Regions from separate parts of the Homo sapiens genome. Here region 2 is linked to region 1. The links are chromatin loops, found by intact Hi-C in ENCODE. Cell type or tissue: PC-9. All regions are shown on one strand. Each heading gives the region's core, and the rest is flanking DNA. Links, peaks and the distances in the headings are about the cores only.

Region 1 (8,000 bases), core at 1-8,000:
CCAGGAGAATGCTGCTCACCAGTTAGAAGGACCAAGTTTCTCCCCACGCCCCCCCACCCCACACTCACCACCACCACCCACACTAATCAGCTATTCACACTATGTATGCCCTTGGACACACCAATTCAAGAAAGTGGAACCTATCTGAGAATCTCCACGGTTCAGCAAAAGGTGGAGGAGGGGTAGGAATACAAGGTCAAACCCTGCCCAAGTGGGCTCACAGCTCAAGACTCCATCCTGTTTATTCACAAAGCTAATTCTGCCCACTGGCCCACGCAGCCCTGGGCCCTGCACTTTCAAAATACTCCATGAAGGCAGCACACTGACTTATTCGGAAGTTGGCTAGGGAGCAGCTGAATTTCCTAAGCTAATAAGGACACCCCCAGACCCAGTCTCCCTACCTTACTCTTCAGCTCTTCTCGCACTTTCTGGAGAACATGTGGGTAGAGCCCCAGGTAAGTGATCAGAGATGTGGCTGCACTGGCCGTGGTTTCGTGTCCTCCAAAGAGGAGTTCGGTTGAAGATTGCTTTAGTGCCTAAGAATAGAGTGAGACCCACATTCTCACAAGTCTGCCTGCGGTTTGACAGAAGGATTACTCAGAATCGAACTGAGAGTTCTGGAGGGAAGACTAGAAGGGCTAAATGTTTTGCTGACAGAAAGTCAAGGAAAGCAATATCTTTAAACAAAATGCAACGTCCCTTTAGTTCAGCTGGAGCAGTAAGGCGAGTACGACCCCGCTCTACCGGAAACTCCTGAGTTAAAGTCTTAGTTTTATTAAAATCGCAAGGTTCTTTATTAACATTTTTGCAAATTCCAACTTTCCCTTTGAAACCTGGAAAGGCTAGGGGATGCTCCCAGTTCCGCCGCAGCCCCTTCCGCAGCTCTCCTGACCGGGTGTCTCAGCCTTCCTTCGGGATTCCATAGCTGTAGTCTGAGCCGGCCGCCCACTCCAGAAAGCTGGGCCCCAGGCGCGCGCTTTGGGGGCCCCAGGAACAGCGCTTGGAAAGCCAGGGGACCAAACTCCGCAGTGCCTGGTCTGAAGCTGCTACTCACCTGCATGTCCAGCCGCTCTCCCCTCTCCCACGAGTGCTCGATCAACAGCTGCAGCGCGTCTTTGCAGCCCTGGCCCGCCTCGGATGCCCGCAGCCCGCAGATCTTGGCGCGAATGTTCTGCTCGATGCGCGCGTGAATGAGGTTCCGCGCCTTCATGCCCTGAGCGCAGAGAGCGCGCGGCGGTGAGCAGACGCCCAGGTCCCGCGCCCCTAGTCCGCAGCCCGTTTGCCGCCCTTACCCGGTACAGCCCGCTGAAGGGCACGTCGATGGGCAGCGAGAAGAGATTGCGGGTCATTTCCTCGAAGGCCTCCACAAGCTGCTGCTCGGAGTCCCCGTCGCCCGCCAGTTGGGGTTCGCAGCCCAGTAGGATGCGCATGGCGATTCGGAACATGAGGCGCTTCACCTCGGGGTAGACCAGGAGGCCGCGCTCGCCGCAGCTCAGCCACTGCTCCAGGCTGCTGCCCACTTCCTCGGTGATCACCGGCACGTAGCATTCGAGTGCCTCGCGGCTGAAGGCCCGCATAATCACCTGAGTCCCGAGGAGGGGACAGCGTTAAAAGCCTCCATCCGCCCCTCTCGTCTACCGCCGTCCCCTTCCAGACACCCCCAGTCCTGCCAGACACATGGCACTCTCCGAGCTGGGAAAGCTAACCTGGAGCTGGCAGAGGGTCCTAGCCCACCTCAAGCTGCTAGCCCGCGCCTAGCATCCATCAGCCGGAATTCCGCTCATAAATGGGGTCCCCCTCCCTGTCCAGCCGTCGCCTCCTGCCCCCACCTTCTTGCGCTGCTTGTGCGAGGAGTCGTGCAGGTTAGAGAGGCAGCCAGATCCCAGAATGGTGCGCACCGACGCTGGCCAGTGGACCGACACCAGCCGGTGCTCTCCGAGCAAGATGCGCCGCACATTGTCCGCGCCCATCACCCGTACGGTGGGCCGCCCGAACAGATGCGTCTTGTAGATGAAGCCGTATTTCCTGCGCTTCATCTGCAGGAACTTCCTCCGCTGTGGGAGGAAGGCGGAGGAGAGAAGTGGGCATGAGGGGGCGCCGGGGAGCGCCGCGCTCCCGCCAGCCCTGCTCCTAGCCGCAATAGCATGCCTCCCGGGGGCGCCTACCCCGACTTCAGCAGAAGCCCAGAGCCGCGCCGGGCTCCGGGGAAGCAGCCTGTCCCGCCCCACCCTCCCTTACCTGCAGTACCATCTGCAAGGTTTCCCCAAAGAAGGGGAAGCCCATAGTCCCGGGGGGCAATGGGAGGGCACAACTGCGGTCGCGGCCGCTCACGCAGTACAGGTCCCAGAGCTTGATCGCAGCCAGGAAGAGCAGCAGCGGCAGCACGAAGGTGCAGAGCGCACTGGCCAGCAGCGCCGGGAGCCCCATGGCGCGCCGCGACCTCCCGCGCCACCTGCCGCCGCCGCCAGCGCTTCAAACCCCACGGCGCTGCCGCTTTATAGGCGGCCCAGGTTGCTGCCCACGTTACCTTGGTCAGACAATTAGTTCACCCAAAGTTCATCTTTAATTGCGGATTGGGCCCCTGGCTCCTCCCCCCGCGAGGCGCTGCCCAAAATCTTTAACCGTTTGTTCCGCGCCGAGGCAGAGGCGGCGCGGTGGCGGCTTCCCTCCGAGCGCGCCTCCTGGGGTGCGGGGCTAGGAGCTGCCCGCCTCCCCCATCCAAGGTGTGCTGAGCTCCGAGGCGGCGGTGGGGGAGGGCCAGGACTCCGAGGAGCCGGAATTCCAAGCTCTAGCCTTCCCGGCGGTCTCTTTGGAATCCCTCCCGCCCGGTCCCACCCGCTGCCCCGGCCCAAAGCAGCCTTCACTGGCTTTCCATTTCCAGGTGCCGGGTGGGCTCTCTTCCACGTGATGAGGAAGCAAGGGAAAGTCCTTTCAGGAATCGTCCAGCTGCCTCCTCCCACGTGTGGGGAAACTGAGGTCCAAGAGAGATGCATAAAGCAGGCCTCCAGACGTCTCCGAAGGATCGCGCAGAAGAACTCAGGGCCAGAGTCCAAGAGAGAGCCTCGGGGCATCGGGCGCAATAGGCAGATCTGGGATCCCCAGCTCCCCAACCCCTGCAAGGGGGCCAGGACTCATGAAGTCTTAGAAGGTCCTACTTCAGGATACAAGAAGGCCTCCAGGTCCCTCAGGTCCCCAGGTGCTACCCTGCACAAGCCTGATCCCCGACCCTGGGGCACTTCGTCTGGGGCTCGGCAGTCGGTGCCCGTCTCTGAGATCCAAGCACAGCTCGCCTATTCGGAGGGCCCTGCTGCTTGGCGCCCCAGCTGGACAGCAGGGAAGGGGGTCCTTAGCCCTGGCAGGATAAAGAGACGGTATAAGAGGAAGGGGAGCCCAGGAGTCCTGGCTCCGAGGCCCGGCTCCATCTGTACTGCGTGTGACCTTGGGCAAGTCACCACACATCACTGTGCCTGTTTCCTCCTCCTTAACCGGGAGGCGATCATTCCCGACCTGTCTAAGCCTCAGGGTAGTGAGTTCCCAAAAGGGGGCTCCGGTTGCAACTACTCTTCCCAGCTCCAGGCACGGTAGACTGCGTTACCTGGGTGTCCGGTACACCGGGCACTGGAGTCCTCCTCCTCTCTCCCAAGTCCCACCCAGAGTAAAGCCACTGTCCTCATCCAGGTGAGGGGGTGCTCGGCCCTAAACTCAGGGCTCTACCGACCCCTAATGGGAGGGGTGAAGGGATCCGTACTGGGAAGTCTTCTGTACTTTGCCCATCTACAATCAGCTGCTACTGAGCTGCCAATGCCCGGAGCTCAGACGCTGCGGGACGCGCACCTGCTCTCTCTGCTCTCCACCTGCCGGAGCTTCCCGGCTCGGGACCAGTCAGGGTCACACGCTACCTGGGTTTGGGCGCTGAACGCACCTGCGGCGCCGAAAATGAAACAGAATGACCTGCATTTGTTTAAAACTGAACACTGTCTCTGGCAGAAGCACGCCGCACGCCTTGGAAGGCGTCCCTTGGAGGTGGAAAACTCTGCTCCTGAGAGTTTAAATGCGTTGCCCTTCTCGCGGTAGTCCCCAAACCCGGAGGTATCAGGAAATATCTGCAGAGGTCGGAGGGACCCGCACAATCCTAGCGACTCTCCAAGCCAGAGTCGCCGCCACAGGGAGTGTTTCGGGGGGTCAGCGTTTCCCCATAACCTGCCCAGTGTTTCAGAGGCTCTGGGCAGGGTTTCAGTCTCCGGCAAACGATTTGGTGGCTGTAAACACGGCGAACCAACCTCTGGCCACTGCAGGAAGCCAGGCCAATCGCGCTGGAGGTAATTCTCAGAAATCCCGGGTCCGCCCCTTTCTGGACAGCGCCTCCGGCCGGTGTGCAAAGCCGACGAATGGGGACGTGACCTGGGGCCCATTCCCAATCCTCGGGCCTGACCCGCCTGTGACCCCTGCAGGCCGGACCGTGACATCCGAGTGAACTCTGCGGGGCCACCTCGCCAAGTTCAGCTCAAGCCGGGTCACAAGATGAGCGGGGCCTGCACGCTGGAAATTGCCGCAGGGAAAAAAACGTTTTAATCTATCTGTACATCGAGGCCGGCGGGGGCGTCCGGCAGGAAAGGATTAAATGTGAGAGTGAACGATCATTAAAGAACATCTTGTAGGGGGGCAGGGCGGGGGGTGGGGGGTCAATAAATTACCAGGCCAATAGGAACTTTGATCTAGGAATCTCGCCAAGCTTTCGTGGGTGGTGGTGGGCGGGGAGGGGGGTGGGTTCACTGAAAAACAACTCGTTTCCAAGATGTTTACAAAACAGCCTCCCTATTGCTAAGAGGCGGGGATGGGGAGTCGGGTTTTTTGTTTTTTTGTTTTTTTGTTTTTTTTGCTGGTGGGGTGGGGTGAGGGTACAGGGACTAGACTGGAGTCACAGCAAAGGAGTCCACCTCCGCTTTTCTCCTTTCAGCCCCCGGTCTCATTTCTGAACGTGCGTTCCTGTCTCACAGTTCTATACCTGCTGTTCCCTCTGCATGTGGCACCCCTCCCCCAGGCCACCGCTGGCTGGTTCCTTCCAAAGTCAAATGTCACCTCCTCCAAGGTTCCCCCCACCCATCCAGCCTAATTTAGCCCCAGACACTATCACAGGCCTGTTTTATTTCCATGACGGCGATTATCACCACTGGACATATTCTTACCCTTTTGTTTGCTAGTTTATTTCTTGTCTGCCTCCCTCCAGAGCATATCAAGTGCAGGAGGGAAGGAACCTCCTCTGCTCCTTCCCCAGAGAATCTGCAGCTACTAAAACAGGAGCTAAGATATCCCTCAAAATTACTGAGCATGATGTATCCATGGAAAATTAAAACTGGAGCCATCCCTACAGAGGCTTATAGTTAGTCCAGACCCCAATGCAGGTCAACCAGGTCTTCTTGGAACCAGCTCAACTAGCCTTGCTTCTGAGGGTCCCCACCCCATTCTTCTCTCCTCTCTCTAAATCACAATCAACCCTGAAGCCTGCATCCTTCTCCTCGCCCAAACCCACGCTTCTCAGGCCAGGCTGTCCTCTGCATTTGCAAGAGCACTCTTAGGGCGGGCCCACGTCCTGCCACCTTTGCTGCCCCTGGTGTCTCCCAAGCTCAGGGCCTGGCACCAGGCCCTTGGCTGACAATGGGTGATGAATTGCCCTGTGTGGGGGTTATGGCAGTGTCAGCCCAGGTTGGAAGGGCTTGCTGTACTGTGGAGCTACCAACCCTGTAAGTGCCTGCTGTGTCCCCCTTCCTTCTGGCCCTGGGATCCACCTTAAGCATGAGGTCAGGAGGGCACTGGCTTTCTTCTGGTTCACTAAGGGGTCAGCTCAGGCCTAGGCAGCTACTTCCCTGGCTCACCCCTTATGTCCAGCTGCCCCGGTCTGTTGGAAGCTGGGTGGCAGATTGAAGTGGGCTGTTGGGAATGATGACATGGAGGCTTTTGGCTTTGATTTAAACACTGGTTGGAACCTCTGTACCGGAATGGTTGAGAGAGTCCTCAAGTCTAGCTAGGGCTTATCATGAAAAGGAGGCCAAAGTGTTCAGCCCTACCTGATGGCCACAGGAACAGAGGTTGGGGCAGAAGAGTGAAGGGATGGGGGTGGAGGAGAGCACTGGCTGGGGAGTCCAGGAGCCTATTGCTGGGCTTCTCAGGTGAGTCATTCACCTAGATTGCTCCTCAATTTCTTCTCTGTGATAGAGAGGATGGTGAAGCCGTAAAACCAGAAGGCCCTGAAATGGCAGGGAGGGGTGAGGGCGCAGGGACTAGACTGGAGTCACTGGAAAGGAGTGACTCCAGGGTGTGGTGGGTCACACCTCTAACCCCAGCACTTTGGGAAGCCAAGGCAGATGGTTCGCTTAAGCCCAAGAGTTTGAGACCAGCCTGGGTGACATGGTGAAACCCCCCGTCTCTATTAAAAATAGAAAAAAAAATAGCTAGGCGTTGTGGCACGTGCCTGTAGTCCCAGCTACTTGGGAGGCTGAGATGGGAGGATGGCTTGAGCACGAGAGGCAGAGGTGGCAGTGAGCTGGTTGTGCCACTACACTCCAGCCTGGGCCACAGAGGAAGACCCTGTCTCAAAAAAATAAAAATAAAAATAAGGTCCCTGAAACCTGGAGACAATTCACAGCCCAGCTTCTGGGGTTATACTCAGAGAGAAGTCTGGGCAGCCCAGGCCCTAGGCTGCCCAGCTCCCAGCTCCTCTCTGGGTGTACTGTGGGGTGGGTCCTTCCCTGGCCTCCCCAACCCTGCACCCCAGTGCCTTCCCCCCAGGGAGCAGCTGCCCAGATAAACCCTAGCCTCCTCACTCAACCGCTCCCAAGACACTTTATTTCTTGGCCTTCCTATTTTTGGTACAAATATCTCAAACCTCTCTAATTATGTCTCAACCTCCCATGAAAATAATCCAGCGTTGGAGACGTGTTGGTGTGCCTATTCTCCTCTGTATACATGACAAGAGTAAATGCCTTCTTAAGGTAGGAATTTTTCCTTTTAAGAAGTGGCCAGCAGAATCCGGTGACCTTGAGCCCTTTCGAGCCTGGAAGTGCCCACAGTTGCTAGTTTCCGCCGAGACCGGCAGAGTGGCCAAGGCGCACGAAGCCAGACGCCAGCTGCCAGAGGGCCTTCCGTCAGGCATCCTCTGCGTGTTTTTTCTATGGCCCAAAGCCAGGCCAGGGTTGCGCCCACGGCGTGCCCGCTTCCTTACAAGGGTTGCAGGTCCCACCGCGTGCGTCGGGTCTCTGCAATGTCCCCGAGTTGCAATATTCCCACTCCCCTGCCACCCCTACCTCGCCTTCCCCCATCCATGCACCCTCCCTGGATTGGCTCGGGAAGGGGAAGCCAAGCAGCACCTCGTGGGGATCTATCTATTCCCTCCATTCCTGCTTGGCCCACGACATTTTCCTTCCTCTGGGCGCGGAGCGCAGAAGGCATCTTCCCATGGGCTTAGATGCTTCTCTGGCGCGGCAGCGGTGGCTCGCCCTCCTCCTTCCTCGAGTCCGGCACACATCCGCGTTTGGCGAACATTTGTTGAAAGATTGTTGAACGAGTGAAAGAGTGGGCGCGCGACGCTACAATGGGGAGCGGCAGATGGGTGGCGCTGCGTGCGCGCCATAGCCACCGGCCAAGCCGTGTCCTAGAGCGCAAGCATGTCAGAGGCATAGCCCATTCCCCGCAACCGAAGGCGTGAGGGGGTGGAAAAAGAGCCGCAGCCCGTCCACTGGGTGCACGATGGGCACCGTCTGCATGGCGGGGAAGGCGGGTGTGGCCAGTTCCCAGCGCGCGGTGCGCACTAGCTCCACAGCTAGCAGCTGGAGCACGGCTTGCGCCAGCTCCTGGCCGAGGCAGCTGCGCGCACCGCCGCCGAACGGGATGTAATGGAAGCGGCTGGAGGCGCCCCGGGAATCTTCGCGCGCTGCGCCGAAGCGCTCTGGATCGAAGCCTTCGGGAGGGCTGCGGTACACCGCAGCCGTCTCGTGCGTGTCCCG
Region 2 (17,156 bases), core at 4,859-12,858, 190 kb after region 1:
TGAATGTATATAAGAAAGCTAAAATTAACCAAAATGTATTATTTAGTAAGCCTGATCTTTGCAAGAGGTGATATCTTAAAATTAAATCTCTGAACAAATAAACTGGTGATAATATTACCTTTAGCAGAAATAATTTGCGTGAAAGTATTTTATTTCTTCTTGAACATGATAATATTAAAAGAACCACACAAGCTCTAGATATAGCATGAGGTATCTGGAAATAAAGGTATGAGGCTCAGGAGATGTGGGCCTAATACAAGTCTTTAACATACTAACATTCAAAAACAAAGAATTACTGAGTGAATGAATGGTTAAAGAATGAATGAACAAACTCATGATTTTTACAGCATTTACTATGTAAAGTAAACGCTCATGTTCTAAATGCTTTATATATTAACTCTTTAATCCCCACAACAAGGCTACAAAGTAGGTATTGTTATTACCCTTGTTTTACAGAAGAGTTACAGATTACTGAACTGCCATAAATTCCACAACCAGCACAAGTGATAGCTGGGATATGACTCCTGATAGTCCGGCTCCAGGGTTCATATTCTCAGGTACAAGCCCATATTGCAGTCACCACAATGTTTCCTAAACATGGCATATTCATTCCTACTGTCTCTCAGCTCATGCTGTCTCCACAGAGAGCGTACCCCTCTATTCACCATGCAGTAAAGGACTACCCTTGCCACTGATTCCTGGGAGGAAAGCCTTTGGCATACCCTGCCTGGTAAGTGTCTTCTTTGTTTACCTGGAAGGCTTTGACTGCCAAATAGCAGATGCTAACAGTGTGACTCACGGTGAGGCCTGAGGCCACACAGTTTTAGCTGTGGAGGGGCAGGAGGTCAGCAATGTGGGCAGTCAGCCAAGTCTACATGGGTAGTCAGTCATGGCTATATGACCAAACTCCAATAAAATTCCTGGATATCAAAGCTTGGATGAGCTTCCCTGATTGACAATACTCCATGCGTGTTACCACACATCACTGCTGGGAGCAGTAAGTGCTGTCCACAATTCCACTGAGAAAGGACAACTGAAAGCTCACTCGTGGAACTCTCCTAGTCCCTGTCCTATGTGCCTTTTCTGCTGTTGATTTTAATCTGTGTAGTTTTTTGAAAGTTTTTGTTGTTGTTGTTTTTGCTGTAACAAACAGTAACTATGAGTGTAACAACTTTGCTGAATTTTGCAAGTCCCTCTAGCAAATTTTTGAACCTGAGAGTGGTCTTGGGAACTTTCCAAACCTCACCCCACATCCGTTGCCCATTGTTTGAGGTTCATTTCAAGTCCCATTTCTTCCAGCAGGCCTTTGCCAATCATTCCCATGCCAAGTAATCTTTTCATCTGCAGGACAGGTAAACTTACAACCCCTTACAGTTATTCTGACACGTAATCATATATTACTTTGTATTGTAATTTACATGTTTTGTATTTAAAATATATTTTGTTTCCCCAAATAGACCATAAACTTCTTGAGGGTAGCCTCTGTCTTAGGTTTTTAATGAATACACTCTCTAATACAAGAGGTAACAATATAGGATACCAATTATTAAGAATTTAGACTCTTGGCAGCCAGGTGCAGTGGCTCACACCTGTAATCCCAGCATTTTGGGAGCCGATGCGGACAGATCACTTGAGGTCAGGAGTTTGAGACTAGCCTGGCCAACATGGTGAAACACTGTCTCTACTAAAAATACAAAAATTAGCTGGGTGTCGTGGCAGGTGCCTGTAATCTCAGCTACTCAGGAGGCTGAGGCAGGAGAATCGCTTGAACCCGGGAGGCAGAGGTTGCAGTGAGCAAAGATCATACTACTGCACCCCAGCCTGGGTGACAGAGTGAAACTCCGTCTAAAAAAGAAAAAAAAGAATTTAGGTTCTTGGCATCTATGCCTACATTCTAATGTACGTCAAATATAAATTTTAATTTTTTTAATTTTTTAAAAAATGTAGGTTCTGTAAGAGCTGAGTTAGAACTAGGCTCTGATCTTGGACATATTCTCTTTTCTATCTCCATGTCATCTTGACTTGTAGCTTTAAATTCCATAAGCACACTGACACCTGCTAAATTTTTATCTCTGCCCTGACCTCTCCTCAAACTCATATATCTCTCCAATTAGATGTCTGATAAGCACCTCAAATATGTCCGAAAATGAATTCCTGATCTCCTTTCACAAAACCTGCCCTTCCCATAGTCTTCCTCATCTCAGTAAACCCCACTTTTCTAGTTGCTCAGGCAAAAAACCTTGGACTCACCCTTGACTATTCTCCTTCTCCAGCAAACTACCTCCCCATTGGTATCACCCTGGACTAAGCCAACAACATGTCTTGCGTAGATTTGTCAACTGCTTCCTAACTGGTCTCCCTGATTCCATCCTTGTTCCCTTTCAGTCTGTTCTCAATACAGCAGCCAGATGATAGCTAATGGGAATTGTCCCATTAAAACCTAAGGCAAAGCCCATGTCTCTCTTCTGCTCAAAACCCAGTTTATCTTACAACAGCCCATAAGACCCTACATAATTTTGCCTCTTGTTACCTCACTGACCTCACTTCCTGTTACTTACTCTCCATTTTACTTATTCCATGCCAGCAACACTGGCCTCCTCATGGCTTTCTTAATACACAGGCATATTCCCATCTATGCTATCTAGATAGACCAGACACAGAGATAGATAGGCAGACAGACAGATACACACACACACACACACTATCCCCTTCCCTGCTTTATTTTTTAATCTTCTAAAACAAAGGAGTTTATCACTATATCATTCCTTCCACTGTAGAATATACTCTCTGTTTCACACTTTTAAGTATTATCTGTCTTCCCCTACTGGAATGTAAGTTGCATGAGGACATAGTTTTTGACTGTTTTGTTCCCTATTGCATCCCCAGCCCTAGAATAGTGTCTATCATATAACAGAAGCTCAATAAATAATTCATTAATAAATGCATGAATTAATAGATGAATGGATGGAATTAGAAAAGGCACTTACTAGCAGTTCAACCTCAGGTAAGCCACCTGAATTCTCTAAGTATCAGTTTTCACAACCATAAAATCAGGATAATAATAGCACATACAGCAATGAACAAGTAGAATTTGAAGTTAAACACACAATACTATTTACATTAGCATCCTCCAAAATGAAATACTTAGATATAAATCTAAAAAATACACAAGATCTACAGGAGGAAAACTACAAAACTCTGATTTTAAAAAAATCAAGGAACTAAATAAATAAAGAACTATTCCATGTTTATGAAGAGGAAGACAATATCATTAAGGTATCAGTTCTTCCCAACTTCATCTATAGATTCAAGGCAATCCCAATCAAAATCCCAGCAAGTTATTTTGCAGACATCGATAAACTGATCCTTGGGTTTATATAGAAAGGCAGAAGACCCAAAATAGCCAACACAATATTGAAAAAGGACAAAATTCAGCCAGGCATGGTGGCACACGCCTGTAGTCCCAGCTACTCAGTAGGCTGAGATGGGAAAATTGCTTGAGCCCAGGAGTTTGAGACAGAAATGAGCCATGATTGTGCCACCGCACTCCAACCTGGGTGACAGAGCGCAACCCCCACTCTGAAAAAGAAAGAAAGAAAAAAAAAAAGAACAGAATTGGAATACTGACAACACGACCCAAGATTTACTATAAAGTTACAGTCATCAAGATTGCATGGTATTGGTAAAACAAACAGATCAATGGAACAGAATAGACAGACCAGAAATAAACCCACATAAACATAGTAACTGAATTTTGACAAAGGAGCAAAGGTAATACAATAGAGAAAAGACAGTCTTCAACAAATGGTGCTAAAACAACCGGACATACACATGCAAAGAAATGAATCTAGACTAGACCTTGAATGATAATGATGTGTCAATGTAGGTTCATCAGTTTTTAAAAATCTACTACTGTGGTGAGGGATATTGACGCTGGGGAGGCTTTGGATGAGTAGGATAGGGAATATATGGGAAATCTCTGTACTTCCTCCCAATCTTGCTAGAAACCTAAAACTACTCTAAAGAAAAAAAAGTCTTTAAAAAATAGTATCTACATTAGAGTGTTAGGAGGATTAAATTAGTAAACATGAAAAATTCTTAAACAATAACTGACACATGGTAAGTGCTTAACATACACTAATGACTAGTATAGTATACACATGAGACAACCAAATCCTCGTTAAACAAGTGAACCAGTGGCTGAACAACTGAGTACTAGATACAAATATCAAATAAATATGACCAAAACTCAATTATCACACCAAAGGATCTGACTACCACTAACACCTAACATTTTTATATGTCCTTTTGCATTTTTTACATTTAGTGTTTCATTTATTTCTTATACACATCAGAGAAACTATCACTGCCTCTTTTTCACAAATGAGTAAACAGTATAGAAATGATAAATGACTTGCTCAACATAGCCTAGCTGGTAAGTAACTGAGGCAGTACTAAAATTCCTACTTCGTACTTTTCCCACAATTAACATATATAACAAGAACTATTAACTAAATAACATTATTTCTAAGGAAAATTCTTGTGCAAGAAGTTTATCTTAACTGACCTTGGTGTGCTATAAACAAATTTTTATGTCATGATTATGAGAAAGTATTGTATTTAAGTAATATACATACACATTTCTATGTTTAACACATTTTATTAAAAGTTGGACATTTATCTGGCTCTTAAAATACCAAATAATAAACAAAATACACCAAAAGAATTTTTTATATTACAATTATCACATTGGAGCAAAAATCTAGCAAGAGATATTTCAGGACTACCCGAATACAGAGTCCCTTCAAGGGAGGATTTGACTGCTTTTGTGGATATAAAGGAGATACTGTTATCCCTTTTGAAGAAGAGTAATAACATAAATAAACAGGAAGAAGAGAACAATAGTTCTTTCCCAGAAGTCTATTTCAGTTTAGAAAGTTCTCAAAGTAAATCCTTTGGTATGTTTTTCCAATATATTCTTCAAAGTTTTAAAAACAAAACTCCTCCTGCTTTATAGTAATTCAGGATACTGCCAGTGCATCTACTATAGCATCACAGGTGAACTCCTCTTTTTCTGTTGTGCTATAATGGAGAAAAACAATATTTTTTTTTAGAATATATGCAATACCCACCCTCCATTAATAGAAAACCAAAGCCTGAGAGGGGTAAACTATTTACATTCCATGCCTTCTGCTATTAAAAAATAGAACCGTAAGTTCCAATGAAAGAAATAAAAATAATATTAAGGAATTAGTACTGTGAATGAGAAGAGTAGGTCTTGATCTATTACAAAGTCTCAGGCTGTCCCAACTCTCTCCTGACCCTAGATAACCATTTGCTATTCCAGACATGCACATAAGCTGTACTCACAGCTGATACCCCCACGTGTCACCCACAACCCATATCAATGAGCAGAGTACACAGAAATAAAGTCATCAAGGTGAATAAAAGTTCCAAACCACAGGAATAAATTGCATTTAAAGAATGTACTGAAGAATCAGGCAAGTGCCAGAATCAAAAATTCATCAAATGATAGAATGCTGGCCCTAGAAAAAGCCTAGAAAGTTCCTAGATCTATGTCATTTTAATAAATGCAGCACAAATCTAAAAGCCAGCAAGCAAGCGCTCAAAATGGAATTAATCGGCTGGGCACGGTGGCTCACTCCTGTAATCCCAGCACTTTGGGAGGCTGAGGCGGGCAGATCACCTGAAGTCAGGAGTTTGAGACCAGCCTGGCCAACAGGCCAGGTAGAAACCCTGTCTCTACCAAAAATACCAAAATTAGCTGGGTGTGGTGGCGGGCGCCTGTAATCCCAGCTACTTGGGAGGCTGAGGCAGGAGAGAACTGCTTGAACCCGGGAGGCAGAGGTTGCAGTGAGCCTAGATCACACCACTGCACTCCAGCCTGGGCGATAAGAACGAAACTCCGTCTCCAAAAAAAAAAAAAAAAAAAAAAATTAAATTAATCACTACAAGTAGTTGATTTAATCCTCTACTTACGTTGATAAAAAGTAATATTAAAAATAACTAGTCTAGAAATTTGCTAATAAGGCCAATAATAAATAGCTGACTGAATGGAGAGAGGCAAGAAAGGAGAAAAGGTGGACATGTATCAGAACACTGGAATGAGGAAAAAAACAAAAGCTACTCTTATCCCAAGAATCTCTTGACACAGTATGTATAGCAGAACTTATGGACCTTCTCTCTTGATAACCATGTAGGGTTAACCTTGAATCAGACAGCCTGACAATTTGGAAAGATAGTGGAAGGAGAAGAAAATGAAGAGAAGATGTGCTCTTCAGGTCAACAATTCCCCACAGTGACTTAACCGGCCAGAGAGGAGTCATGTCTGCTGCTTCTGGCTTAATGATGGTAATGATAAAAATAATAACAACCAACCAAGTACTTATTATGTATTAAGTGCTTTACATGCATTATCTCATTAAGTATAAAAACAGAACCATAAGTTCCAATAAAAAAATTAAAGAATTAGTACTGTGAATGAGAAGAGTAGGTCTTGATCTACCAATTACTAAGTCTCAGGCTGTCCCAACTCTCTTCTGACCCCAGATAACCATTTGCTATTCCAGACATACTTCTGGCTTAACTATGTTAATCATTACAGCTTTACAACATGGATTCTGTTAGCATCACAATTTACAAATGTAGTTTGGGAAGATTAAGACATTGAGTCTGAAGTCATATAGTAACAGAGTCAAGATTTAACCCCAGGTCTACCTGACTCCAAAGTCAGTGCTCTGAACTACTATATTACATAGACTCTCCAGTCAGAAATGGTGATAAGCAGCATAGAATGCAGAGGGAAGTTACCAGCATAGCAACCAACCAGATCACCTTTGAAGATCAACAATTGAGAATGACTCAATAGGGAATCCCTGATGTGCACTGTTGCACCCATCAGGTGAAATCAACCAATGGACAGAAAAGGGGGATGATAACTGAGGCATAGCTAATAGTTACGCAGTTTTAAATTACAAATGCAACAAAATAAGGAGGAGCAAAAAGAAGTAGAGAAAATCGAGGGCCCTGTACTTGACCTCAGTTGAAGAGACTCTGAAAAAGCTATTTTTCTTTTTTTCTTTAAATGATAATCATTATTCTTTGAAATTCTGATTTGTAGGAACAGAAAGGAAATGCTGTTAAGCAGTACTCACTCTTTGAGCCTAGTTGGTTTATAGTTATATCTACCTAATTCATATATGAATGTGCTAGATTTATTGCCATTCTAAATTTTGAATCAATAAACAATTTTAACAAAAATAATTTTTCGTTCTTTCAGTCTCCCAAAATTTTATAATTTCTATTGTTAAGTCTAATCAAGTTCCTGTAAACAAACACACACATATTTATATGCTAGAACCAGCAAGAGCGAACATTAGAAAATTAGTAAACTTTCCATTCTCCCACATCCAATAAGAGTATACCTTAGTGCTCTATATATAGATAATGACACATCAATGTAAGAGAGTTCAGGACAAAGGTAAAATAAATAAATAAATAAAATAAAATTTGTTTAAAAGTAAAAAAGAGGGGGGGGTTAGCTCAGTCATCCCTTCCAAAAGCTTAACACAATAAAATGTCTAATTCTGGCAAAATTTAATGCAACTCAGACAGAAGTACAGATGCAAAATCATTTTTAAAAGAAGAGATGGCTGGGCACAGTGGCTCACGCCTGTAATCCCAGCACTTTGGGAGGCTTAGGTGGGTGGATCACAAGGTCAGGAGTTCCAGACCAGCCTGGCCAATATGGTGAAACGCTGTCTCTACTAAAAATACAAAAATTAGCCAGGCGTGGTGATGCACACCTGTATCCCAGCTACTTGGGAGGCTGAGGCAGGAGAATCACTTGAACCCGGAAAGCAGAGGTTGCAGTGAGCCAAGATTGCGCCACTGCACTCCAGCCTGGGCAACAGGGAAAGACTCCCATCTCAAAAAAAAAAAAAAGAGCTGACTTTAACCTTCATGTGAACAGAGAACAAATATGGCTTATGCCACACTAAAGATTTTACTTACATATTTTAATTTTAGCAACTCGGAATGTATAAAAATACTTTGTGTCTCAAAAATATAGCTAAAAAAATTTTAAGTATCAAACACATTTTCTATCTTCATTATATCAACCCTTGAAAACCAAAGTTTTCAAAGTTTAAATATGAGTTAACTCGCTGTAACTGATTATAAATTGGCTTTAGGGAATTTAAACAAAGTATCTTGCAGAGATACTTTCTTGAATTGTGTGTTTAGGGCTCCACCTAGTGGTAGTAAAATAAATACAAAAAGAAAGATAAGACATTAAAATGTTAAAATTGGTTCACTAGAAATTAATGCTTTTATCATCAAATCAAATGTCTTAACTGAGAAACTACGGCCACTTGAATTTTTTGGAAAGATGCTATATTCTGTAAATAAATGACTTAGTAATCAAATTCCACAGTATTTTTTTTAAGGAAAAGTTCCCTTTCTGATGAAAAACCAACATTCACGATGTATTATTGTGAAAAAAACTCATCACTTTTTATATATTTTTTGTTAAAAAGCATGTAATATCCTTACACTATTTTGGGTATCTTTTTAATTCACTGCAGTCTTCATTGTAAAGAATAAATCCATTACAACTGTGAAGAAAATAAAATGTATTTACTCTTTTTTACTAAAATAATGTCTACACTTTGAGGAAAATCTGATATAATCTCAAAGTATCTAATTCTAATGTCCCGAAATTACTTATATTTGCTAGAATAGTATTGTTTCTTTTCTAGACAAAATAAAAATGGCTTTTCTCTGTCCCAGAATGCTTTGTTCACTAACAGAATACATATACTGGTTGCATAACCATAAAAGAGCATGGTCAGGGGCTACATCTGCATAGTGTATAATTTGAGAAAGTACCTAGAGCAATTGCCATTAAAATGCTAGTCACTGGCTGACTTTCCCATGTATTTTACTAAATGTCAATCAACTGCTTTTAAGAAAAAACAAAAACTAGCAAGAAAATGGACTTCCAAATACTGGAAAACTAGAAGCAGAAATATTGTTCAGGAATCCCTGGGCATTGACACTGCTTGTGTCAACTGACACCTTTTGGTGTCAAAGCTTTCTACAAACCTTTATCAGAAAACAAAACTTTAGGCCAGGCACAGTGGCTCAAGCCTGTAATCCCAGCACTTTGGGAGGCCAAGGCAGGTGAATCACTTGAGGCCAGGAGTTTGAGACCAGCCTGGCCAACATGGTGAAACTCTGTTTCTACCAAAAATACAAAAAAATTAGCCAGTTGTGGTAGCACACACCTGTAGTCCCAGCTATTCGGGAGGCTGAGGCAAGAGAATCACTTAAACCCAGGAGGCAGAGGCTGCAGTGAGCCAAGATCGCACCACTGCACTCCAGCCTGGGCAACAGAGCAAGACTCCATCTCAAAAAGAAAAGAAAAGAAAAGAAAAGAACAAAAAGAAAACAAAACTTAACTCTTTTACCCCTGACAAAATACTATCAGTTACTTCTGACTTCCTTTAATGCTTTTTAATGTCATTTTATACCTTTTCAAACACTAACCTATTTTCTGCCAGTTTTTCAAATGATACATTAGCCTTAAGTTTGCATTTCTATCAATAAAAAATTGCTTTCACACTCTTCTGCGCATTCTTTATTCTTCCAGTATAGGCATTTTTACTATTATTTCACCAGTTCTTCAAATGGCATATCAAGCTTAATTTCTAGCATATAAATCTTAATTTTATATTTCTCATTATTAGTAATTAAACTTTGGTATTTCATATTAGTAAGAGTACATATGATACTTCTTTAGCAATTTCATATTTATACTGAATTCTTTTCAGATTCTAGGTGCTAATCTTATTGACTAGTACTGAAATTTTGGTTACTAACTATAAACTATATTTTTCTGAATATTAAATATATAAGACAATTAACCATGTTATAATTACCAGCTTTTGACAAACTAAACATTCTTTAAAATGCTGCTATAAAGACAGTTTTTAAAGCAAACACAAAGAAACAATAGAAATTACCAAAAGCTATTAAAATCATCCTATCCAATACACATCACTTGCTGTCAATCTCAAAATGATTTCAAAATATAGAATTTGGATATATCAGTAAATGTGGTAAATTCACCAAATTCTCCTGCAACAAATTAGTTCACAATTGATTTAAAGCCAAGATTTGAAAACATTTATTTAAACAGAAGCACATGAATTGTTACAGTTCTTTCAGAATAGGACATACATAGGCCCCAATTATGAAAGGGCAGTTATATAGCAAATAGTAAGCTTTCTGAGATGCAGAACGTTGCCCTACATTGCCCAGATAAAGTTATCAGCAGTTTTCTGTGCCTCTCGTATGGATCCTGGAAAGTAGGAGAAGCTACACTGAGACACTCTATTTGTTCCTACCTGAGTGACCATGTTGTTTCTAGTAAATCTTTGTATTCTTTGTTATATAAATTGAGAATCTGATCTAATCTTTCAGTGGAGCAGCCTCTGCAATATCAATTTATAACCCACTTGAAACCCTGAAGTTAGAGTCTGAAGTGAGACTTGAAACACCGCAACTCTCTTCAGTAGCCTCCAGATATACTTAAGAAACCCAAAATTTCAGTAACAACCATGTGAGAAACAATGGGCTAAAATATTATTTAAAGATAGTAGATAAATTATCTTTGAGAGATGGGGTCTTTTTTCATAAAGCCACATGATTTGGAATTATTTTCTTTTAAACAACAAATAGCAAAGACACCACCTCCCAATTTTTTTTTTTTTTTTTTTTGAGACAGAGCCTCACTCATGTTGCCCAGGCTGGAGTGTAGTGGCACGATCTTGGCTCACTGCAACCTCTGCCTCCCAGGTTCAAGCAATTCTCCTGCCTCAGCCTCCCAAATAGCTGGGATTACAGGCACCTGCCATCATGCCTGGCTATTTTTTGTATTTTTAGTAGAGATGGGGTTTCACCATGTTGACCAGGCTGGTCTCGAACTCCTGACCTCAGATGATCCACCTGCTTTGGCCTCCCAAAGTGCTGGGATTACAGCCGTGAGCCACTGTGCCCAACCACCACCTCCTTATCTTAAATGCACAAAAGGTTTGCTCAAAGTAGCCACTCAATCTTGGAATAAAATATTTCTACTATAGTTAGTTAGCAATATGAAATACCAAGAAAAAAACCAATGTAAAAGTATCATATCCAGTACTCTTAACATTTTCCCAACCATTTTATCAAATACAGCAGACATGAATAACAACCTTCCCATAACATTCTCTGATTGTGTTAGTCTGTCCTCATGCTGCTAATAAAGACGTACTCGAGACTGGGTAATTGATAAAGAAAAAGAGGTTTAATGGACTCACAGTTCCACATGTCTTGGGAGGCCTCAGAGAACTTACAATCATGGTGGAAGAAGAGGCCAACGTGTTCTTCTTCACATGGCAGCAGGGAGAAGAAGAATGAGAGCCAAGCAAAGAGGAATGCCCCTTATAAAACCATCAGATCTCGTGAGAACTTACTATCAGGAGAACAGGATGGGAGAAACCACCCCCATGATTCAATATCTCCACCTGGTCCATCTCATGACTATTGGGGATTATGGGAACTATAATTTAAGAAGAGATTTGAGTGGGGACACAGCCAAACCATATCGCTGATACTCTGCAATCCAGAAGCAAATCAGAAACACAACAGCTCCAAGGAAATAATACGTAGGTCAAGAAAAAGGAAGATTCCTTCTACCAATATTAAGCATTGTGTAAGTGCACAAGCAATAGAAACTGAAAATGAAGTGCAGAAAACAGGCATATACACAGGCAACTTTAATACAGAGCACAATTATTCCTTAAATCATTAAAATTTATCTACACTGAACCTATTCTTCAGAGAGGCAAGAAAGTAAATGAAGTAGTATTATGACATAGGTCCAAAATTCTTTGCACATCTTACAATAAGAGGAAGGGTCTACACTCCCTTCCTTTAATCTGGGCAGGCTTGTGACTACTTTCACCAATGGAATATGACAGAAGTGACACTATGTGACTTCAAAGACTAGAAAAGGCCATGCAATATCTACCTGCCTCCTTTAGACACTTAGTCTGGAGAAAGCCATCCACTATGTAAGAAATCTGACTATCCTAAAAATGACAAGCTGGAAAGGCCACATGTAGCCACTCCCAAATGACAGCCACAGCAACTGCCAGCAATGTGGGCGAGCCATCTTGGCTGTCTAGTCCAGTTGAGACTTCAGATTACTTCAGCCCCAGCAGGTAGCTGACAGCAACCAATATCCATTTGACTACAACCACATACGAGACCCCAACCTACAACTGCCCAGCCAAGTCTTTCCTGAATTCCTAAAGAAAAACAAAAAGTTTTCATGTAGAATACAAGTTACTTGGAAATTTGCATAAAATATTTAAAATAGTATTAAACTTAAAATATTTCCCAGGATAATTCCTTTTTTCTCCATTTTTTTCCCTTTTGGCACTAGTCCTTTTTGGTGCTGTCCTAAACTTATTTTCTACCCCTGGATGCCCTTCCCCCTCCATATGCTTCAATACTAATTTTAAACTTCCTTCAAATTTCAGCTCAAGACAGTTCCTTAATGTTAATTTCATAAATAGCTATACTGGATAACCTTCCCATTACCAGAAATTTTCCCATTTTTTTTAACACAAGGTTTATATTACACTATCTTTTATTAATATGTACATCAAATTTACTCTCCCACTACTTGGTGTATATTTTATCTTCTAAGTTCCTTGAGAACTGAAGGTGTCTTCTATTTCTACATTCAATTCACAAGTGCTGTGAGGATATAAATTACAAATCTTAATAAAAAGAACAGGCTCACTAGAGGGCACCCTTTACCAAAAAGTAACCTCTAGAAATCCAAGTACAGTCGGCCCTCTGTATCTGGGGGTTCCGTATCCCTGGATTCAACCAGCCACAGATGGAAAATATTCAAGGAAAAAAAAAATGGGTGGTTGCGTCTATACTAAACATGCATGGACTTTTGTTCTTGCCATTATTCCCTATCCAATACAGTAAACCACTATTTACATGGCATTTACATTGTTATTAGGTATTATACGTAATCTAGAGATGACAAAGTACATGGGAGTATGTGCATAGGTTATATGTAAATACTACACCATTTTATATAAGAGATTTCAACATCCATGGATTTAGGTATCCACACCGGTTCCCGGAAGCAAATCCCCACAAAAACTGGGATGACTGTATTTTCATTTAGTACCACATCAAAATATGATGTGAATCTCATACTCGACCTAATCAACAACTAAGTATTATGAAATAAAAATAAAAATAAGATTTCCCTATTTTTTGAAGTGGTTTTACCCTGTTACCTATTGCTTTAATATAACTGTTTTAAAAAAAATAGCAGAACAGAATCATAAACAGCACAAAAATTATCTGGCAATTCCAGGCTCCTATGGGTAAGTATAAACAACACAGCACAGGATAAACTTTTATACATTACAGAGTGCCTGACATACAACAGGCATTCAAATATTGAAAGAACACATATAATAATTTTACTAAAGAACATCTTAAAATCAGTGTTTGAATTTGCAATAAATATATAAAAGTTACATATATTGAAAACTGATGGGAAATCAGTACTGATGGATAAGATCTATAAGGAATTGAATATCAATCAAATACAAACAAAAACATATTTTACTTGTCTTCTTCATCAGCATTTGAAAATCTACAAAGGATGATTTTTTATGATTTATTCATGTTAGATGTCATATATGAGGATAATACTGAAATTACTGAATGAAAAATAACCTAAAATTTCTAACAGACCTATGAGCTTTTTTTTCTCTTTTAGAGACAGAGTCTCACTCTGTTTCCCAGGCTGGAGTGCAGTGGTGTGATCACAGCTCACTACAGGTTCGACCTCAGGCTCAAGTGATCCTCTCACCTCAGCCTCTCCAGTAGCTATGACCACAGGCGTGCACCACCATGCCCAGCTAATTTTCTTAAAATTCTGTAGAGACACAGTCTCCCTACGTTGCCCAGGCTAGTCTTGAGGGGTCCTCCAGTCTCAGCCTTCCAAAGTGCTGGGATTACAGGTGTGAACAACCACAACTGGCCTCTATGAGCCTTTTAATCTACTTCTAAACTATATAATAACATTAGCATTTTATAGGGGGAAAACATTAAGCAAAGTTAATGCTTAAAAAGATAATTTTTGGCAGTCCTGGAAAAGACAACATTGTATAAAGTATATCCTGAGGTGGAAGCAACAACTTTACTAAACTGCAGAAAATTTTAAAAATGAAAGCCATCTGCAAATATATTTAATTCTAACTTTGAAACAAAGAACCCCCTGAAATACATACATATTTTTAAAGACCTTTTTTAACAAGTGGCCTCAGTTTGTTGATTTCTTTGGAAAAAAGTGATAAGCTCTTATTACAAATTAAAAATGAAGTTCTTAAAAATCTCAACTTGACTAGGTATAAACCAATTTTAAAACCTTTAAGGTAGATTGAGAAAAACCTGGCTTAAAAAAACAACACATTTGTCATTGTTACAGGTAGATAGGCATGGGCAGGGCAGGAGAGGGCTCTCCCCGCCACCCACCAGAAATGTCAGGTGACAGTTTGACAATTATCGCATTATCTCTCTAAAAATGATAATTTGGCACCCCCAGGAAGAAGCAACTTCCTGGGCATGCATGTGTGATAAGAGACAAAAATGGTAAAGTATGATCTTCCAGGGGCGCACTCCACCAAAAAAGGAAAGAAAACATCAGATGGGCACGCGTATCACTCCCTAAACACACTGTGTGTGCTCAATTCCAAAGGGTAAGGAGGGCACTGGGCATGCGGAAAGTCCACCCTAAGGGAAGAATCATGGGAAAAAGGGGAGCCTATAAAGTCCTAGGATCAAGATTAAGGTTCCTTTTTTTGCTGTCTTCTTTTGCCCTTTTTTCTGTCTTGGACCTTCATGTGCCTGCTTGGCATCATTACCAAAAAGAGATGTCCACAGGGACCTTTCTCGCCAAAGACGACCTAGAAAGAACTACAATGAAGAGGATAAGGAAAATCAAGTAGCTGAGACTCAAGATCAGCAGTCACCTCACCATCAGTACTGTAGCAACTTCAATTACTGATGCAGATGCTCAGAAAAACCTAAACCATAACATGGCAAACAAATAAAAGCAGTCAATCTACCAGCCAGAATACACCCACTCCCAAGGCTGAGCAGGGCAAGGATGAATAAATGCCGGTTTACCATCTCTACCATCATCCAGTTTAATTATCCAACAAGAAGAAATGAATAGAAAATTCCAGCAATAGGAAATGGAACAAAAGGTTGGAGCTGAAGACCTTAAGTGCTTGCTTTTTGCCCAATGACCAGATAACTGGAACTATCTGCATTATCTATGCAACATGAGGTTTGTACTATTTTTACCTAAAGACATATCCTTTTCCTAATGACAAAAATATATTTTTAAAACTAAATATGTAATATACATATATATTTAATTTGTTAAATGTTTTTCAAAAGACAAAGAATTTTGCCATATAAGTATATCCAGAAGTAGTATGGAGGAAAACAAAAACACAGTTAGTGATATAAGGCTGATCCCAACTCCCATCACTGACCCTGACTACACAGTCCACTTCTATTGGTCATTTCTCAGCTTTGCAGAAGAATCAGAAAGAAAACATGAAGTTGAAAAAGGCAATTCCCACTCAAAAGCAGAATATAAATAACAAAACAAAAAATAAAAATCATCTTTTTCCATCTGTATTAGTGCTTTGCAATCCACAAAGCAATTTTGCATACATCACTGCATTTGGTATCAAGAACCTGGAGAAGTATAAAGGACAACTGGTTTTATATCTATCTCACAGATGAGGAAAATGAGGCTCAAAGAAGTTAAGGGATTTATTCAACACCATGTGGCTTCTAAAAGGCCAGAGCCAGGTAGACAATCCAAATCTTAGACTCATAAGGAATGCTGAAGGATATTACAGGAAAAAAAAAAGATAAAAGGAGATGACTGCACAAATCGTCTTTCAGTTGCTGATATTATTTATGTTCAATGTCAGTAATACATTCATTGCTGATTTCCACAGTATCTGTCTGATTATTATGGCAATGCCTGTAGTAATTAATTCTCTTGAAATTAAGCTCCTGCACAAAGAAGTGGGCAATACCAAAACATCAATACATACACTCCCTTACAAACCACAAAGGGTAAGTTTCCTGCCTTCCCGTTCAGGGATGACAAAAACAAAAAACAAAAAATCATTACGCAGATTCTATTAGCCTTGCTCTATTAAACTAAAAAGAACCATCCCTTCTAGTAAGAGAGAGCCCTAAAAGCAAACTTGATTTAAGTTCTTTTTTACCTCCGGAATGAATGAATGAGGATATGAATGAAAAGGGAAAGTAGGAAAGGATTGCATTGTTTTGTTTTTTTCCATCGTTGAGAAATGAAAAGGGGCATGCATAGGGTAAAAGTGTCAGTGATTTTTCTTACAGCCCCTATCTCCTAAGGAAAATGAACTGGAGATTGGTCTCACTTAAGCTACTGGATGCCTGTCTGGGAACTGCAGAGGAAGAAGGAACCTACATCACTTTACTGTAAGTTCTTTCCAAGATCTGAGCCTCCTCTGCCCTAGCACAGGTTGGACATACAGGACCCTCCCTTCCTGAGTGCAATTCCGATCACATTCTTTAAACCCTCTCTTTTTTTAGGTTAAAATTTAATAATCTTTTGACACTGCAGCTTTCATTATCTGATACTCCAGGTTAAAAGGCAAAGCACAGTGATTAAAAGTGTAGGCTCTGGAGTCAACTGGCCTGCATCCACATCTACCTCTACCAATTACTGAGTGCAGGGGGCAAATGACCTAATCTATCTATCCCTACCTCAATTTCCTCAGCTGCAAATGGGTATAACAATGGTACCTTCTTTGCTTCTTGTTAAGATTAAATAATGCATTTAAGTGTTTAAAACATTGGCAATGTTCAATAGATGTTAGCTATTATAATTACCTACATGATTACTTTTATCTCCAGGAATGAAGATCTTGACTAAGAAATTATTTTAGATTTAATATTATTTTTCATAAAATTTCACA

The links. A loop is a pair of places that touch in the nucleus more often than their neighbours do. Peaks named below come from ENCODE experiments on the same cell type or tissue, not always from the same donor. Only the 100,000 strongest peaks of a DNase experiment are listed, where the experiment ranks them.
Region 2: it touches region 1 in a loop (6-fold over the local background); 17 of 110 quality-filtered maps call a loop at or near these places.

What each region holds. Positions count from the first base shown.
Region 1 is chr10:93,068,362-93,076,361 of GRCh38, reverse strand. It overlaps CYP26C1 (cytochrome P450 family 26 subfamily C member 1), which reads right to left. Exons shown (of 6, transcript NM_183374.3): 6 at 6,822-8,000. The coding sequence ends at 7,665. It overlaps CYP26A1 (cytochrome P450 family 26 subfamily A member 1), which reads right to left and starts at 2,469. Exons shown (of 7, transcript NM_000783.4): 1 at 2,239-2,469; 2 at 1,830-2,054; 3 at 1,293-1,583; 4 at 1,055-1,213; 5 at 402-536. The coding sequence starts at 2,427. In PC-9, for the core only: no CTCF peak of the experiment used is centred there; a DNase peak (open chromatin) is centred at 4,361; H3K4me3 peaks cover 2,643 bases; H3K27ac peaks cover 561 bases.
Region 2 is chr10:92,876,192-92,893,347 of GRCh38, reverse strand. The region is part of intron 1 of EXOC6 (exocyst complex component 6); the gene reads right to left. Among named protein-coding and RNA genes, the nearest start is that of EXOC6, 36 kb to the right of the region's middle. RefSeq lists an enhancer at 457-956. In PC-9, for the core only: CTCF peaks have their summits at 8,257 (motif pointing left) and 12,682; no DNase peak of the experiment used is centred there.